Linked DNA regions of Homo sapiens: regions 2, 3 and 4 are each linked to region 1. The links are chromatin contacts, found by Hi-C or POLR2A ChIA-PET in ENCODE. All regions are on one chromosome and are shown on one strand. The core of a region is the stretch at or near the end of the contact, and the rest is flanking DNA. Distances in the headings are between cores, read along the strand shown. Region 1 holds the start of IL1RAP (interleukin 1 receptor accessory protein). Region 2 holds the start of SENP2 (SUMO specific peptidase 2). Region 3 holds the start of EIF4A2 (eukaryotic translation initiation factor 4A2). Region 4 holds the start of OPA1 (OPA1 mitochondrial dynamin like GTPase).

Region 1 (3,698 bases), core at 855-3,354:
TATCAACATTTTTTCACATTCCTTTCAATTGGTGTTCATCTCTCCACAACTTTTACTCAACCTTATTTTGTAAGCCTTTTTCTTTGTAGACATATTTCCATAATATGATAGTTATGATGCAAATATTTTATTCTGTGCGTAGACAGCGTTGGTTAACTAATCATTTTCATTTCCAACCATTTATATTGTGTTCAAACTACAATATACTATGAATATTTGTCTATATGATTATTCATCTTAATGTTATCTTCCTTAAGCTATGAGTAGCCCTTCAATGTCCGGGAATATACATCTGGTTCAATTCTGAATTACTAGCATCTGTTTGGCTTCTAGGTAGTACATGAGACTGAGTAGCGGCTGAGAGCATGAACGTCGAGTGTCTCTAGTCTCATTTTGTATTCTCCACTTGTAGGCCTGTAGCCTTGGTCAAGTTATTTAAATTCCCTTTATCTCCTTTATGAACTGGAGATAATAATAGCACCCTCCAGGTTGTATTGAGGGTTACCTGAATTAATATACACAAAGTCCTTATGATTGCACCTTTTTATTTTGTAAGCACTGTGTAAATGCTTCAGTGTACTATATATATATAAAAGTCTGTGCCCAGAATATATTTAAGGAATGAATAATAAATCAGAAAATGTTTTATTGTTGCTTCATACAGGTAACATTTTAAATTCTTTTGGATTATTTTCTCTTTGGTTCAGTGACAATGTTGTGAGCAGGTGCTGGGTCCCAGGTATCCTGAGATAAATAAAAATTTTGAGCAATTAATTTTCATAAGTGATGTCAAGAAGTAAAGTATCATGAACATTTCTATGGCTCCAATTACACTGATATTTCACCTTAGGAACTGAAGCTCCGCCAGGGCAGGGGCAGCCTCTGAGTTTCGTACTGCTGTGCACCTTTAGCAGCACGGGCACCTGCTGGTTTCATTTCCTTCCCACTCACCTGGGCCCTTTTCTTATTTCACATCTTTTTTCTCCTTTTCCTTAAATGCTTTCTCTGAATCTTGATTCTTGAAAATAAATTAGTAGGATTCAGTTAGGTAGGAGGAGGAGAAAAGAAGATGTGATGAGCAAGAAGATGTGCGAAGACTCGTCAGTCTGGTAGGTGGCTTTGGTTAGGGGGTTTCAGAAATGGGGACAGGTCATGAAGGGCCTTGCCAGTCAGGAAAAATCATGAGGCACTAGCAGTAGGAACACAGCAGAAGGTGCCTGAACAAGAGAGATGACTTAATGAAAGCCTTTATAACGCTTCCCGGGATATATTACAGACTACCATCTACAGTGGCAGAGGGCAGCTGAAGGAAGGCTCTTGCAAAAACTTGGGGAAATGGAAATGAATGAAGGCAAATATTTGTTTTGAGATTATTTCCTTCTATGTAACCTATTAGTTCTTTTATTCGTTCCCCATACATGTATTGAGTGCCTACTTTGTGCCAGGCACTGTGCTAGGCAATGGGTATATTACCAGTGGACAATACAGATTTAGTCTTGCTGTCATGTCCTGTTGCTTGCTCATATGAATGTCAGTTCAAGACAGCAAGAGCTCAGGACTGCGGAGATCGCATCTACATCCTGCCGCGCTCTGTGCCGGCACAGGGTGGTTGCGAAAATCGTGCAGTCTGAATTGATTCAAGGCCTTGCAGCATGATTGCTAAATACGTCGAGACAGGAAGAAAGGGCAGGGTGGCACCGATCTCAACTGCGAGAGCACGATCTTGCAATGAGCGCATGTGTGCGCCTCGGTGTGTAGTGAGGGGCGTAGCTTCCCACAGCGCCTGGCAGCGTGCCGAGCTGCGCTGCAGGACTAACCCTCTCCTTTCCCCGCGCGCTCAAGCCCGCACAGGCGGTGGCAGGGAGCCGAAGGGGCCGAGCGCAGCCTTGCATCCGTCCGCAGGCGGGCCCGGCGCCGCGCCTCCTGGCGGCGGGCGGGACCGTCCAGGACGCCGCCCCGCGGCCGCAGCTCCTGGAAGCCCAGAGCGCCGGTGGATCGCGAGCCAAGGCGGCGGGTGGAGCCTGAGCCGTGAGGCCGTGGCCAATCGCGCCGCTCCGGGGGAGGAGCCCCAAAGGGGGAAAAGAAAGTGCGGCGGAAAGTAAGAGGCTCACTGGGGAAGACTGCCGGGATCCAGGTCTCCGGGGTCCGCTTTGGCCAGAGGCGCGGAAGGAAGCAGTGCCCGGCGACACTGCACCCATCCCGGCTGCTTTTGCTGCGCCCTCTCAGCTTCCCAAGAAAGGTGAGTCTCGCGCCGCCGTGAGGGCTCAGAAGTCACCAAGCCGCAGAATCTCAGGGTAGACGGATTCTTAGAGATCCTATCGTTAAACCCTCCTACTTTACAGAAGAGGAAACTGAGGCACAGAACGAGGCAGCGGCTGGGATAGGTCATACTGCTAGTTAGGACTGGAGCCCGGATTCGAACCCAAACGTTCAGAGACCCATCTTTGCTTTGCAGGGATTTAAGTAACGCGGTTGTGGGACGTCTGCTCGTTGCCGCCCCCATCCTCAGCCCTTTGAGGGGTCTACCCTTGTTTTCCTCCTCACCGCCCCCTCCCCGCTACCACCCCCCGCCCCCATCTCCTCCTTGGTTTCTCCAGACCGCTGCTGGAAGCGCCGAGGACAGAAGGAAGCGGTGTGTCCCAGCACGCCCACTCGGTATCACGTCGCTCTCAGCGCAGAGCTGTGACAGCCTGGGAAAATGCTGCTTGCAGCCTCACTCCCTCTTCCCCTGACCTGCTTTCTCAGAAAGATGCCCCTTCAGAGGGTGTCGGACCAGCTTCTGGAGGAGCGCGGGGAGAGAGGAGCGAGGCCCGGGCGCCAGTGACCTCCTATGGTACTGTTTCTTCCCAGCCCCGGAGGAAGCGGAGCTAGTGGCCCTGTGGGGCACAGGGTGCCCCTCACTTGGGAAGAGCTGACTTCATGGAACCATAGAGCCCCTTCCCTCTTCTAAATACTGAGAGGGAGCAAGGAAGCTGAGTTAAAGAGAAAATCACAAACATAAAAGCAAACTTCGGCTGTTTCCTTTAAGAGCTAGCCCACAGCCTGTCTTCCCTCCACCTTCTGGTTGTGAAATTGTGAACCAGGGCGCCACGCGAAGCATTCTGCTGCTCTGCTGTACAGATCCCTGGTTTAGCTACTGGATGAGAAAGAGGACTTGAGTTTTGACTCCAGCTCTTCCATGTATTAGCAGTGTGAACTTGGGCAAGTTATCTCACCTTTCCGATACTGGGTTTTTCTTTTCTTTCTTTCTTCCTTTTTTTTTTTTCCAGCCAAAAAATGGAGATTTATAATGGTCACAATGAGCCCTTTGGGTAGTTGGAAGGATGAAATGGGATCATTCAAGTAGCATGTTTAGCACAGTGCCTGGCCTGGCATCTGGTTGGTTCAAAACCAATGGCAACTATTGTAAATATTGTTACATAGTAACCTTGCAGACAGTGGGTTTTCAGAAAGGTGATTTCATACCATCTTACAGAGGCATTTTAAAAAAATCTGTAAATGTGGTGTCTTTCTTCTTTTGAATTTGAGCAACTCTTTTATAATAAGAATTTTCTGAATGTTGTCCATATGTGATGTGGATCATGGATGCTTAGCTCGAAATGTAAAATTGATGTTTCTCGGTGATATGAATTTCCTACTAGTTTTTAGGTCAAACCTCAGGCCTGTGAACTGCCCTGATCTGAGACATCCTTTATTGA
Region 2 (3,698 bases), core at 616-3,115, 4.9 Mb before region 1:
GCAGCACAATTCTGGAATGCTACATATATATATATATATATATATATATATATATATATATATATATACACACATACACACACACACACACACATACACACACACATGTATTTATTTTATTTATTTATTTTTTGAGACAGAGTCTTGCTCTGTTGCCTAGGCTGGAGTGCAGTGGTGCAATCTCCGCTTACTGCAACCTCCACCTCCCAGGTTCAAGCGATTCTCCTGCCTCAGCCTTCCAAGTAGCTGGGATTACAGGAGTGTACTACCATGCCTGGCTAATTTTTGTATTTTTTTTTTTAGTAGAGATGGGGTTGTCTCACCATGTTGGCCAGGCTGGTCTTGAACTCCTGTCCTCAAGTGATCCGCCTGCCTTGGCATCCCAAAATGCTGGGATTACAGGCGTGTGCCACCACACCCGGCCTGGAATGCTGTCTATTGAGGAAAGGAAGAGGCTGTACTGGGGAGTGCCAGCGTTGAAGTTCAAGCAAGTGTAAAACTCTGGCCTTAACTGAATCACAAGTAGGAAACAAGTTAATCAGGAATGGATTTGTGGGGCATGAAAACCTTTGAGGATTCTTAGGATTGTTTGGAAGAGGGGACTGGATTTTCTATCACTAAATAGGGTGGGATTTGTTTTACAGTTGATAATTTTTTGATGGGGTGCGTCAGGGTCCCACTCTGTCACCCTGGCTGGAGTGCAGTGGCGTGATCACGACTCACTGCAGTCTCAACCTCCTGGGCTCAAGTGATCGTCTCACCTCAGCCTACCAAGTAGTTGGGACTACAGGTGCGTGCCACCACACCCGGCTAATTTTTGTATTTTTTGTAAAGATGGGGTTTTACTATGTTGCACAGACTGGTCTCAAACTCCTGGGCTCAAGCTATCTGCCCACCTCAGCCTCCCAAAGTGCTGGGATTAAAGGCAGGAGCCACCGCGCCCGGCCTATAGTTGACAATTAACTAGAAGTGTGACATTGGAATTATAGAGGGAGAGTAACGAGACTCATTACTTACTAGCCCAGGGTAGGAGACATTAGTGGGCCGCAGGTTTCATCCTTAAATTTCTGTGAAGCCTTTCTTGAGGACATCTGCCCTTTCCTTCTCTCCCTCAGTGTGTGGTTTTCCTTTCTCTGGCTCCCACTGCACTCTGCACATACCTTTATCACAGCAACCACTTACGGTGTATTGTAATTTGTAATTATCTATGTACATGTCTCCAAGTAGACTGACCTCAAGGGCGAGGGACTGGCGCTGGTACTCAGACCCCGGGTTCAAGTTCCAGCCACGTCTCTAGCTAGTTTTGTGATCTTAGACAAATAACTTAATCGCTCTATGCCTCAATTTCCTTGACTTATAAAACTGGCTTAAGACTCTCTGTCACACGCCATTGCTGGGCATATTAAGGTGACAATGCGTGAAAAGTACGAGGCAAAAGGTAAGTGCAAAATAAAGGGCGCCTAAAACGGTAAACGTGTGTTAATTAACCTGATCTACCTTTACATGTGCATTCAGCAAACACTGAGCACCTAATGTCCTCTGGGACCCCGGAACGCCTCCTCCGGAGTGGAGCAGCCTCACATGTGGCCTGTGGGCCTTGTCCCACGGGCCGGCTCCGGATTGGCTCCGCCGAAGAGAAAACCCTGCCGACAGCCCTTCCGATCTCGTCAGCGATTGGGCCGGGACCGTCCCACAATTACTCTTGTTGCTGGGCTCGGAAATAGGGAGCGGTGCTAGGTTGCGCGTGCGCAGATTGAGAATGGAGCTTTCCGGTCGGGCGGGAGGAGGTGACGTCAGGAGTGGTGGCGGGCGGGGGCCTCTGGTAGCCCTGGGGACGCTGTATCTGTGGGCTCTTGAATCGCGTCACAAATCAGCGACCGAACTCTGGCGGTGGTGGTTAAGACGGCGAAGGCGGCAGCGGCGGCGACAGCTCTGGGGTTTGCGTCTCGGGGTGTGTCGGCCGCCGCTGCTGCTTGGGCCTGGTATGTACAGATGGCTGGTTAGGATTCTCGGCACCATTTTCCGTTTCTGCGACCGGTCGGTGCCCCCTGCCCGGGCCCTCCTGAAGAGGCGGCGCTCAGACAGGTGAGACGAGAGGGGGCTGAGCGCCAGCCTGGCCTTACCCCCTCCCCCACAGCGGGCTCCTCGGCCGTGATAGCTTTGATTCAGCCAGGCTCACCCGAAACAGGTCGCCGGGATCCTAGTGACGTAGTCGCTCCCGCCAGGCTGTAGGGAGGCAGCTCCTGATGAAGGAGGAGCTGGTCGTCTTCGTAGCGGCCGGTGATGGCAGGGTCTTTGACATTCTTGTCAGAGGCCAAGCTGGTTGCTGATAACAAATGGGGCTTTGCCGCTCTTAGGCTGAACACTAACATTGAAGGAATACTGTCTTTGTTGTGGCTCACTGTTTACAAAGCACCCTCGCAAGTGTCATCTGCAGACATTAAGTGCAGTTGAAGTGAGATTCATAGCTTGCCCAAAGCCGTTTTGACTGCAAGTACTGTCCTTGCAGCAAGAAACAGCACCTGTTTTGTTCCAAAACAGCTGTCAAACAGTCTGTGTGTTTGGGGCCAGAAGGGTTTTGTGCTTTAGAATTAGTGAATGAGTAAAAAGGCTTAGGTGCCTCACTCCTTTAAAACAATCACTAGTCTGTACTCTTAAATTCGGTTAAAATTTGGGGGAAACGCAAAGCTATTCTTTTCTTTTTTTCTTTTTCTTTTGGTTGAGACGGAGTCTTGCTCTGTCGCCCAGGCTGGAGTGCAGTGGTGCGATCTCGGCTTACCGCAACCTCCGCCTCCTGGGTTCAAGCGATTCCCCTGCCTCAGCCTCCCAAGTAGCTGGGATTGCAGGTGTGCACCACCACGCCTGGCTAATTTTTGTGTTTTTAGTAGAGATGGGGTTTCACTATATTGGCTAGGCTGGCCTTGAACTCCTGACCTCAAGTGATCCGCCCACCCCAGCCTTTGGAAGTGCTGGGACTGCAGGCATGAGCCACTGCACTCAGCCCCAAAAGCTATTCTTATTTAGCATCTACTCTTTGGAGTGTCCCATTTTATTGTATCGACCTCCTTACCTAAAAATCTGGAAAATAAAATACTATACAAATTCTATGCCCCCTCTTCAACTTTAGTGATCAAGTGTTAATTTTTTTTTTTTTTGAGAAGGAGTCTCGCTCTGTCCCCCAGGCTGGAGTGCAGTGGCGCAATCTCGGCTCACTGCAAGCTCTGCCTCCGGGAGTCACGCCATTCTCCTGCCTCAGCCTCCCCAGTAGCTGGGACTACAGGCGCCCGCCACCATGCCCGGCTATTTTTTTTTTTTTTTTTTTTGAGACAGAGTCTCATTTTGTTGCCCAGGCTGAAGTGCGGTGGCACGATCTCAGCTCACTGCAACCTCTGCCCACTGGGTTCAGGCGATTCTTCTGCCTCAGCCTCCGGAATAGCTGGGATTACAGGCGCCTGCCACTGCACCCGGCTTATATTTTTTGTATTTTTTTTAGTAGAGACGGGGTTTCACCATCTTGGCCAGGCTAGTCTTGAACTCCTGACCTCGTGATCCACCCGCCTCAGCCTCCCAAAGTGCTGGGATTACAGGCCTGAGCCACAGCGCCCGGCCACTACCGGCTAATTTTTTTTTTTTTTTTTTTTTTTTTGAGGCGGAGTCTCGCTCTGTCGCCCAGGCTGGAGTGCAATGGCGCGATCTCG
Region 3 (3,698 bases), core at 822-3,321, 3.7 Mb before region 1:
AACTAAACTACCTTAGTTGGCTTAGATAGGGAAATAATCTGACTTTTAGGATTATTTGCAGTATAAATGATTTCAAACACTAAAGGTTGACAAAGAAGCATTTATAGTTCACTGAGAAGGCTATCTTATTTCAGATTCCAGGTAAGCAGAATCACTTAAATTTAAAAGAGCACGCTCTGTGTTGATATGCAAAACTTTGTTAAAGTATACGTTTTGATCTTTAATTCATTTATTAGTTACAAATGTTATTTACTATTTAGTAAGCACACGCAAATGTGGTAATCACTGCATTTATTAGGAATACACTGTAAGGTTACAGGCAGTGTGGGTGTGGATTTTGACTGTATTTGAAGTTTTCTTACCTTGAAACTTACTTAGCACTTGTAAACCTATACCATAGAGTTTAGCCTTTATTTCCTCTTAAGAGACTTGAAAATCCTACACCATCTAGTGTAGTGCTAATCCTAAAGAAAACAACCAACGATTAAGTGTTAATTGTTGATTGGTATCACCCTATGATCAATTGTTTTCACCCTAAGGCTCAAGTGAAACCAAACGGTTGGTCACTTTTTCGATTTAGTATTTTTTCAATTTCTTAGATCTCAGGATATTTTTAGTAGATTTTGGATGAGACAACAAGGATGTCTGACGACCATCATTCTCAGAAAATATCTGGCATCACCTCAAATCTGGATTTCGAACATTACAGAGGGATGAATGAGGAGCAGTACCACTGGACTGAGGGCCTGGCCCACTTTGCCATCTTGGTATTCTTAATCTTTGTCCTAGTTCCTGGCACGATAAGAATTTTCAAATAAATAAATAATTTTTGTATTAAAAAAGTAGTATTTAGAACCGAATATCTTCTATAATATAGAAAATTGAGTCAGCTTTCCCAGTAATGATTCTTTAAGTTGGCCTTCTGAAATATGAGAAAATGTTACCCTGATAGTCTCGATGATATTTTGCACCATGGGTAGGGTTGTATTTTAAAGTTAAATGACTACATATATTGTTTTTTGTTTTTGTCGAGAGACCTGAGATGGGGCTAATTGAAAACGTCTGGAGCTTAAAGACCCGTGCAGTTTACGCAGCAAGGATATTATTGCTCTGAATTTCAATAAATCAACATTTCACTATATATCGGCAAAGTCTACAGCCTTTAAAAAATGACCAATATAGACGGAATCAAAACCGATGTAGTCCCAAAGCGGCACAGAGCTGTATCTGCCAAAGCGTCCATTTAAATTCGTGCGTTCCAAGGAAAATTACTGCTTAGTTTCTATCCATTTGCAAAAGTTTATGATTTTTTTCAGGCATTCCTCACACCTGTTAGGTTAAAATCAGTAACACTCTTAAAAAGAAAGCGAGAGACCGGAAATGATATGAGAATAGAATTGGCCACTCCAGAGACATCTGCAAATGACACTCCATTTTTCCTTCTCGCGCTGCAAAATGTACCGGTAAACCGGACTTCCCGGGACTCGCTGGGTGGCCGACATTTTCCCTAGCAGGAATTTTACGTTTCCAAGATCTGAATGGATGTTAACGGTCGGGCTAAATGCCAGGCAGGTCTTCATTGTGGAATTAAACAGCGGTGGGAGCAAGCGGAATAACCGAGTTCCCCTCCCGCACCTGAGTGCCGGCAGCGAGCCGCGAGCCGGGACCTGTCACCCGCGGGAAGCCCCGGCCGCCCGACGAACAGCATCTCCGGTTTCCGCCTCCGGCTCCGGCGCGGCTCCCCCGGCCCGCCTCTGCGTCAGGGACGCGGAAACCCCGTAGGAGCAGGGCGGGCGGGGAAAGCGAGGTTTAACTAACTCCGCAGCTATATTCTTCCGCCGCGAGGTAAAGAGTCCCAACCCAACCCCGGGCCCTAGGATTTCCAGCGACCCTGTAATATCGAGAAATTACCACATTTGGGTTTTTCTACCAACTTGCTTAGGATTTTATCCGAGGTAACGACCCCAGGATCACAATTTTGTAGCTGACCGAAGCACGGCGAGAAAATTCCTCCGCAAGAAACGGGTTCCGGCCACGAGCCTATAAAAAACGGGTGGTTGGGCGCCGCTGTCTTTTCAGTCGGGCGCTGAGTGGTTTTTCGGATCATGTCTGGTGGCTCCGCGGATTATAACAGGTATGCAGTCTGTTGGCGGTCGCGGTCTGTAGTGAAGGTCATAGGGCGCCAGGGGAGATGATAGTGGATGGCACGGAGGCAAAAACTCTAAATTAATGGACGTTTTCTTAGGGTACAGCACTCCTGTGCCCTTCCAGAAGCTTCCATGATGGGTAGGGCCCGGATTGTGGGGAGATAGGACGGTGGTGCGAAAGCAGTGGCTAAAGGGCGTTTTTCCTCTCTAAGACATTACGAAACTTCGGCTGCTTTCCTTCCCAGTGTAGAGCACGGGAAACATGGAGTAAAAAGCCGTGGCGCAGTCCGAGTTCGGTACACTGTAACCAGGACCCGAAGCTTTATTTTCGGTCATCCACACGAGTTGGGGGAGGGTCCTAGGCTTTACTTGGGGAAGGGTTGGAGGCAGCGGTCTCCACTCGGCCACGGCGCGGAGGCGACGGGACAGGACCGGTGCCGGTGAACCGTTGGCATCGCCCTCGCCAGGCCGCTCCGCCCGCGTCAATCACCCGGCTTGCGCATTGTTGGGGGCGGAGTTCGGCGCTCCGAGCTCTCGCGAGACGCTCCGCAGTTGAAACGGGATCGCCATGCGCTCGGGCCTGGGGGGCTGCCTTTCCGGGCATCCGCAGGCCCCAACCTTTAGGGAAGGCGCACAGTGTGGATATTCGCCCTGAGGCTGCTGCTTTAGCTTGTGCAGGGGAGGCTAACGTGCTGAGACGGGTTGCAAAGGGCTATGCGCTTAAGGTGCAGTTGAGGTGGCCTGGAAGGGGTGTCTGACTGCAGTATTCTTGTCAGCAGAGAACATGGCGGCCCAGAGGGAATGGACCCCGATGGTGTCATCGAGGTAAGAAACGGTTGTGGATCTTGAAGCTTTGGAAAGGTGAGTGTGTTCATCTCATTTATGCGTGCATTATTTTTTCTAACTTACAGAGCAACTGGAATGAGATTGTTGATAACTTTGATGATATGAATTTAAAGGAGTCTCTCCTTCGTGGCATCTATGCTTACGGTTTTGAGAAGCCTTCCGCTATTCAGCAGAGAGCTATTATTCCCTGTATTAAAGGTAAAAGAAACTGGCATTTTTAGGAAATTGTTCTACATAGACATGAACCATAAAAGGGAAAGTAACCTCTGGGGGACTAGCACCTGTTTGTATTCCTTAAAGTGAAATGATGGCAATCATCTTTCGGGACTGACCTGAAATGAAGAGAATACTCATTGCTGATCACTTGATTATTTGGGCATAATGTTCCAAATGGAATACATGGTGTGAAGTAGAAGTGACAATTTGATGTGGGATCGGTAAATGTGTATCCTACTTTTTTTAGGGTATGATGTGATTGCTCAAGCTCAGTCAGGTACTGGCAAGACAGCCACATTTGCTATTTCCATCCTGCAACAGTTGGAGATTGAGTTCAAGGAGACCCAAGCACTAGTATTGGCCCCCACCAGAGAACTGGCTCAACAGGTATTGATAGTGTAGTTCAAAAAAACTGCTTGCGTGTTGCATAGGTTTCAGGTTTCACAACTGTGAAGAATTTAAAACTTAGTATAAATTGGTCCTACCAGA
Region 4 (3,698 bases), core at 408-2,907, 3.1 Mb after region 1:
TGTCTAGTTCCTATACATGGACATTTATACTGATTCCAATCTTTTCCCATTTCATACAGTGCAGAAATAAACATCATCATGCATACATCTTTGCATACATGGGAATGATTCCACAGGATAAATGCCTAGAAGTAGAACTGCAAAACAAGGGCTTCATAAAACATATGATAACCATATATAAATGGTGATGGTGGTTAGTTTCTCCTTTTTTTATGGTTAAAGTCTTTTATCCCTAATTTTTCTTTTTTGTTGTTGTTGTTAAAGTCTCTTGGTTTCTCTTATTTTATTTTCTAAAATAACAAGGAAGTAACGATTACAAAGACACTTTTTGTACAACCCTACAATCCCAGGAAGATCTACAGTTTGCACAGGTTGGTACAGCAAATTGCTCTCTGGACCTGCCATTGAAACAGTCACCACAATAAATAAAGAAAATTCTAAGAGTCCTGCATTTGGGAAGTTTACTATCAATGGCTAGGTCTACTCTTGGTGGTATTGTGAGTGCATGGGTCCAGACTTATGATTCTGACAATTAAGGGAAAAGGAATTGTCTTTATGCTCTGTGTATTTGTGTATGTGTGTGGCATGGGTGGGGGGCGGGTAGTGGGGAGGAGGTGAAAGGTCCCTGAAGTAAAGAGGATGCACAGGACCCTTTTATTTTAGTCCCTAAAAATTGGCTTCATAACCGTTCACAGGCCACATCCCTTTTACGGGCCCTGGTTTCCTTACAAAACATAAAAGGTTTGTGTTGGAAGGGGAAAGGAGTATTTAAAGTGATGGAGGAGAGGAGCTCAAGATGGCTGAGATCTGGGCCTGTCCAACATTGAGAAATTTGGGAGGGGAGCCATCAAAGAAGCCTGGGAGCAGCAGTTCCAGGGAAAAAGGAGAATGTGATGGCCAGAGAGCCAAAAGAAAAAGTAGTTGAAGGAGTGCTCAGCACTAGGCATCTGAACTGAATGCTGTGGCAGGCTCACTGGCCACAAACAATAGGGAGCTGGTGGAGGCCTTGACGAGGACCATTTCAACAAACTGGTGGGCTTAAAATCCGGAAGAAACAGTTGAACAAATCATTTTGACGCCTTTTATAAACCACACAAGCTTATTCCAAACCCGTTACTGGCCTAACTGATTTAAGTCCCTTTCCCATCTGATCCTCAGAGATTCTAAGGGACTTAGCCTATCCATGACTCTTCGTCCTGCTTCTCACCTCCCATGATTGCCCTAACGATGTGAAAGTGCTTTCAAACAAAGATGCCCAAGAAAGAAGGTAGGCAAATGTGCAAGCATTAGTTTGTAGTACGCTATTACTGTATTTCACCTTGCACTCTCTAGTTTCCTTCGTGCTCCCTCAATATCCAACTCTTAATAAATTCATGGCTCCCGGTGAGCATTCATCAATTCTCATTCCACGCCTTTAGCCCTTCCCGTTCCCGCCCAACTCTCGCTCCCTCCCCTGGCCAAATCTCTAACCTGCAAGGCTAATTCCGAATTCCAAATCGGAAGCAAGAGGGCGGGGCCCCGTGAGAGGCGATGGATTGCTCCAGTCCGTTCCCGACGCACTGTGCGCATGCGCTGGTCCTCCGCGGACCGTTCGTGCTGCCCGCCTAGAAAGGGTGAAGTGGTTGTTTCCGTGACGGACTGAGTACGGGTGCCTGTCAGGCTCTTGCGGAAGTCCATGCGCCATTGGGAGGGCCTCGGCCGCGGCTCTGTGCCCTTGCTGCTGAGGGCCACTTCCTGGGTCATTCCTGGACCGGGAGCCGGGCTGGGGCTCACACGGGGGCTCCCGCGTGGCCGTCTCGGCGCCTGCGTGACCTCCCCGCCGGCGGGATGTGGCGACTACGTCGGGCCGCTGTGGCCTGGTAAGTGCAGGCTCTAATCTGGCCCCGTTAATTCTGGGGCCTCTTGAGAGTGGGGCTGTCTTATCTCTATCTCCAAAAATGTGCAGGTGACTCTCAGGCCAGGCCGACGGCAGTTGGAGAATTCCCAGATGTTCTTGAGGACCCAGAATGACAGGAGCCCTGGCTGGGCTTACGTTCGGAGCCGGCTTCAATACTGGCCCTTTTCTCTGGCCCTACCCAACCCGAAAATTCTGGACGCCTCTCAATCTTGGCCCGTCTCTATTGTCCTTTTGTCTCTGCCCTTTACACCCTTGTGTCTTCAGTGTTCTGTCTGTCTCTGGTTGCCTCTTTTGCCTTTTTTCTGTCCTCTCCCTGCCAGGTTTGGCTCTGTCCATGAGTCACCTCTCTCCACATTTCTCCTAACTCTCGGTGTCTTCTTTTTCTTCCATTTCCACGCCATGTGTACATTGCATCTTCAGGTACCTGGGCTCTTCTATCGGGGAAAGGGGCGTCCGTCTCTTTCCCTAGCCCGCTGATAGAAGTCAGAACTAGAGCAATGACGCACACGGTGTCAGAGACGGTGATTCGAGATGCCCTTTCAATAGCAGCTTTTTTCTGTGTTTCGGGAGGGAGACTTACTTTTTGATGCAAGGTCGTGAACGTGGCACCACCTTTCTAATCTCAATCATTGTTGCCCTGGGGTGGTTTAATTCTAAATAGAAAATCATAGAAATCTTTTCATTTCTGTGCGTTACTATATGCATTGTAATGAGATTAAATTGGATTTTATAGGAAATTTTGTTCTAGTATCATTAGATACCTTCAAGCTTAGCTCATTGTTGCAGGCATTTGATAGGAAGTAAGATGCATCAAGCAAAATTGGAAAAACGTGGTTTTCCTGAATTAACTTCTAAGCAGTTGTTTTGAATTTTTTCCAGACCTTTTTAAGTGGTATAGATAATTTATCGTGTTTATAAGGAATGGAATGCATTCGTTAGTTTGTTTTTGTTTTGTTTTGAGACGGAGTCTTGCTCTGTCGTCCAGGCTGGAGTGCAGTAGCGCTATCTCGGCTCACTGCAACCTCCGCCTCCCAGGTTCAAGCAATTCTCCTGTCTCCGCCTCCGGAGTAGCTGGAATTACAGGCACGCGCCAGCACGCCTAGCTAATTTTTGTATTTTTAGTAGAGAGGGGGTTTCACCATTTTGGCCAGGCTGGTCTCGAACTCCTGACCTCATGTGATCCACCCTCCTCGACTTCCCAAAGTGCTGGGATTACAACCGTGAGCCACCGCGCCCGGCCCAATTTGTTTTATATAGGTTAACTGGAGTCCAAAATACAGAACTAGATGAGATAACAATAGTTAACAGTGTTAGTCAGTTAGAATTATTGCATAGGTATTTTTAATCTCATGGAATTTTAGTCTTTGAGTAAGTTCACAGCCCTTGGTATTAAAGTAAGTTATTTACAACCCTTGCATTTCTACTTCTCAATATTTAGTGAGGAAACATATCTGATTTTCTTTAAATAAAAAGAGAAAAGACTGCAGAAGATAGCATTCTCTGTTGGAGCAATTAAGATGTATAAGAAGAACTACAAAGACGGAGTTTTAAAACAAACTGATTTATAAGTGGTATTTATTTAATTGGCTGTCATTGGGCTAAATTATTTCTAAAGTTACCATGGATGCCATTGAGTCATGGCTTAAAAATGTCTCCTGGTGATGGCACAGTTTAGCTACCTAAAGAAGTAGAGATGTGGGAAGCCAGAAGCCCCAAGCTCTGCAGTTTTTCTTTTGCTATAGTTCCTTTGCATGTTGTGAAAGAATACAGTTAAATTCCTGCTCCCTAACAGATGAGAGCA

The links. A loop is a pair of places that touch in the nucleus more often than their neighbours do. ChIA-PET counts read pairs that join two places held with the same protein, here RNA polymerase II (POLR2A). Pooled maps may share reads with other maps.
Region 2: a loop to region 1 is called in a map of B cell, with 33 times the contacts of the local background. The contact joins the promoter of SENP2 here to the promoter of IL1RAP in region 1. A Hi-C loop is called at or near these places in 1 of 168 maps with a recorded cell type or tissue (B cell) and 5 of 50 pooled maps. POLR2A ChIA-PET finds 5 or more read pairs at or near these places in 2 of 52 experiments (CD4-positive, alpha-beta T cell and T-cell).
Region 3: a map of naive thymus-derived CD4-positive, alpha-beta T cell shows a loop between it and region 1 (12-fold over the local background). The contact joins the promoter of EIF4A2 here to the promoter of IL1RAP in region 1. A Hi-C loop is called at or near these places in 1 of 168 maps with a recorded cell type or tissue (naive thymus-derived CD4-positive, alpha-beta T cell) and 5 of 50 pooled maps.
Region 4: a map of CD8-positive, alpha-beta T cell shows a loop between it and region 1 (19-fold over the local background). The contact joins the promoter of OPA1 here to the promoter of IL1RAP in region 1. A Hi-C loop is called at or near these places in 2 of 168 maps with a recorded cell type or tissue (CD8-positive, alpha-beta T cell and naive thymus-derived CD4-positive, alpha-beta T cell), 1 of 37 single-sample maps with no recorded cell type and 9 of 50 pooled maps.

Annotation. Positions count from the first base shown.
Region 1 is chr3:190,511,981-190,515,678 of GRCh38, forward strand. IL1RAP (interleukin 1 receptor accessory protein) reads left to right here and starts at 2,105. Exons shown (of 12, transcript NM_002182.4): 1 at 2,105-2,239. RefSeq lists enhancers at 1,452-1,541, 2,294-2,795, 2,796-3,295 and a silencer at 1,692-2,041.
Region 2 is chr3:185,584,430-185,588,127 of GRCh38, forward strand. SENP2 (SUMO specific peptidase 2) reads left to right here and starts at 1,866. Exons shown (of 17, transcript NM_021627.3): 1 at 1,866-2,085. The coding sequence starts at 1,985. RefSeq lists enhancers at 105-724, 725-1,343, 1,344-1,962, 1,456-1,505, 1,546-1,945.
Region 3 is chr3:186,781,506-186,785,203 of GRCh38, forward strand. EIF4A2 (eukaryotic translation initiation factor 4A2) reads left to right here and starts at 2,072. Exons shown (of 11, transcript NM_001967.4): 1 at 2,072-2,134; 2 at 2,927-2,972; 3 at 3,059-3,191; 4 at 3,457-3,596. The coding sequence starts at 2,106. It overlaps SNORD2 (small nucleolar RNA, C/D box 2), which reads left to right and starts at 3,291; the gene lies at 3,291-3,360. RefSeq lists an enhancer at 2,748-2,977.
Region 4 is chr3:193,591,551-193,595,248 of GRCh38, forward strand. It overlaps OPA1 (OPA1 mitochondrial dynamin like GTPase), which reads left to right and starts at 1,658. Exons shown (of 31, transcript NM_130837.3): 1 at 1,658-1,859. The coding sequence starts at 1,828. It also overlaps a transcript of ATP13A4 not described here. RefSeq lists enhancers at 1,320-1,971, 1,367-1,436, 1,487-1,536, 1,972-2,623, 2,137-2,216 and a silencer at 1,757-1,906.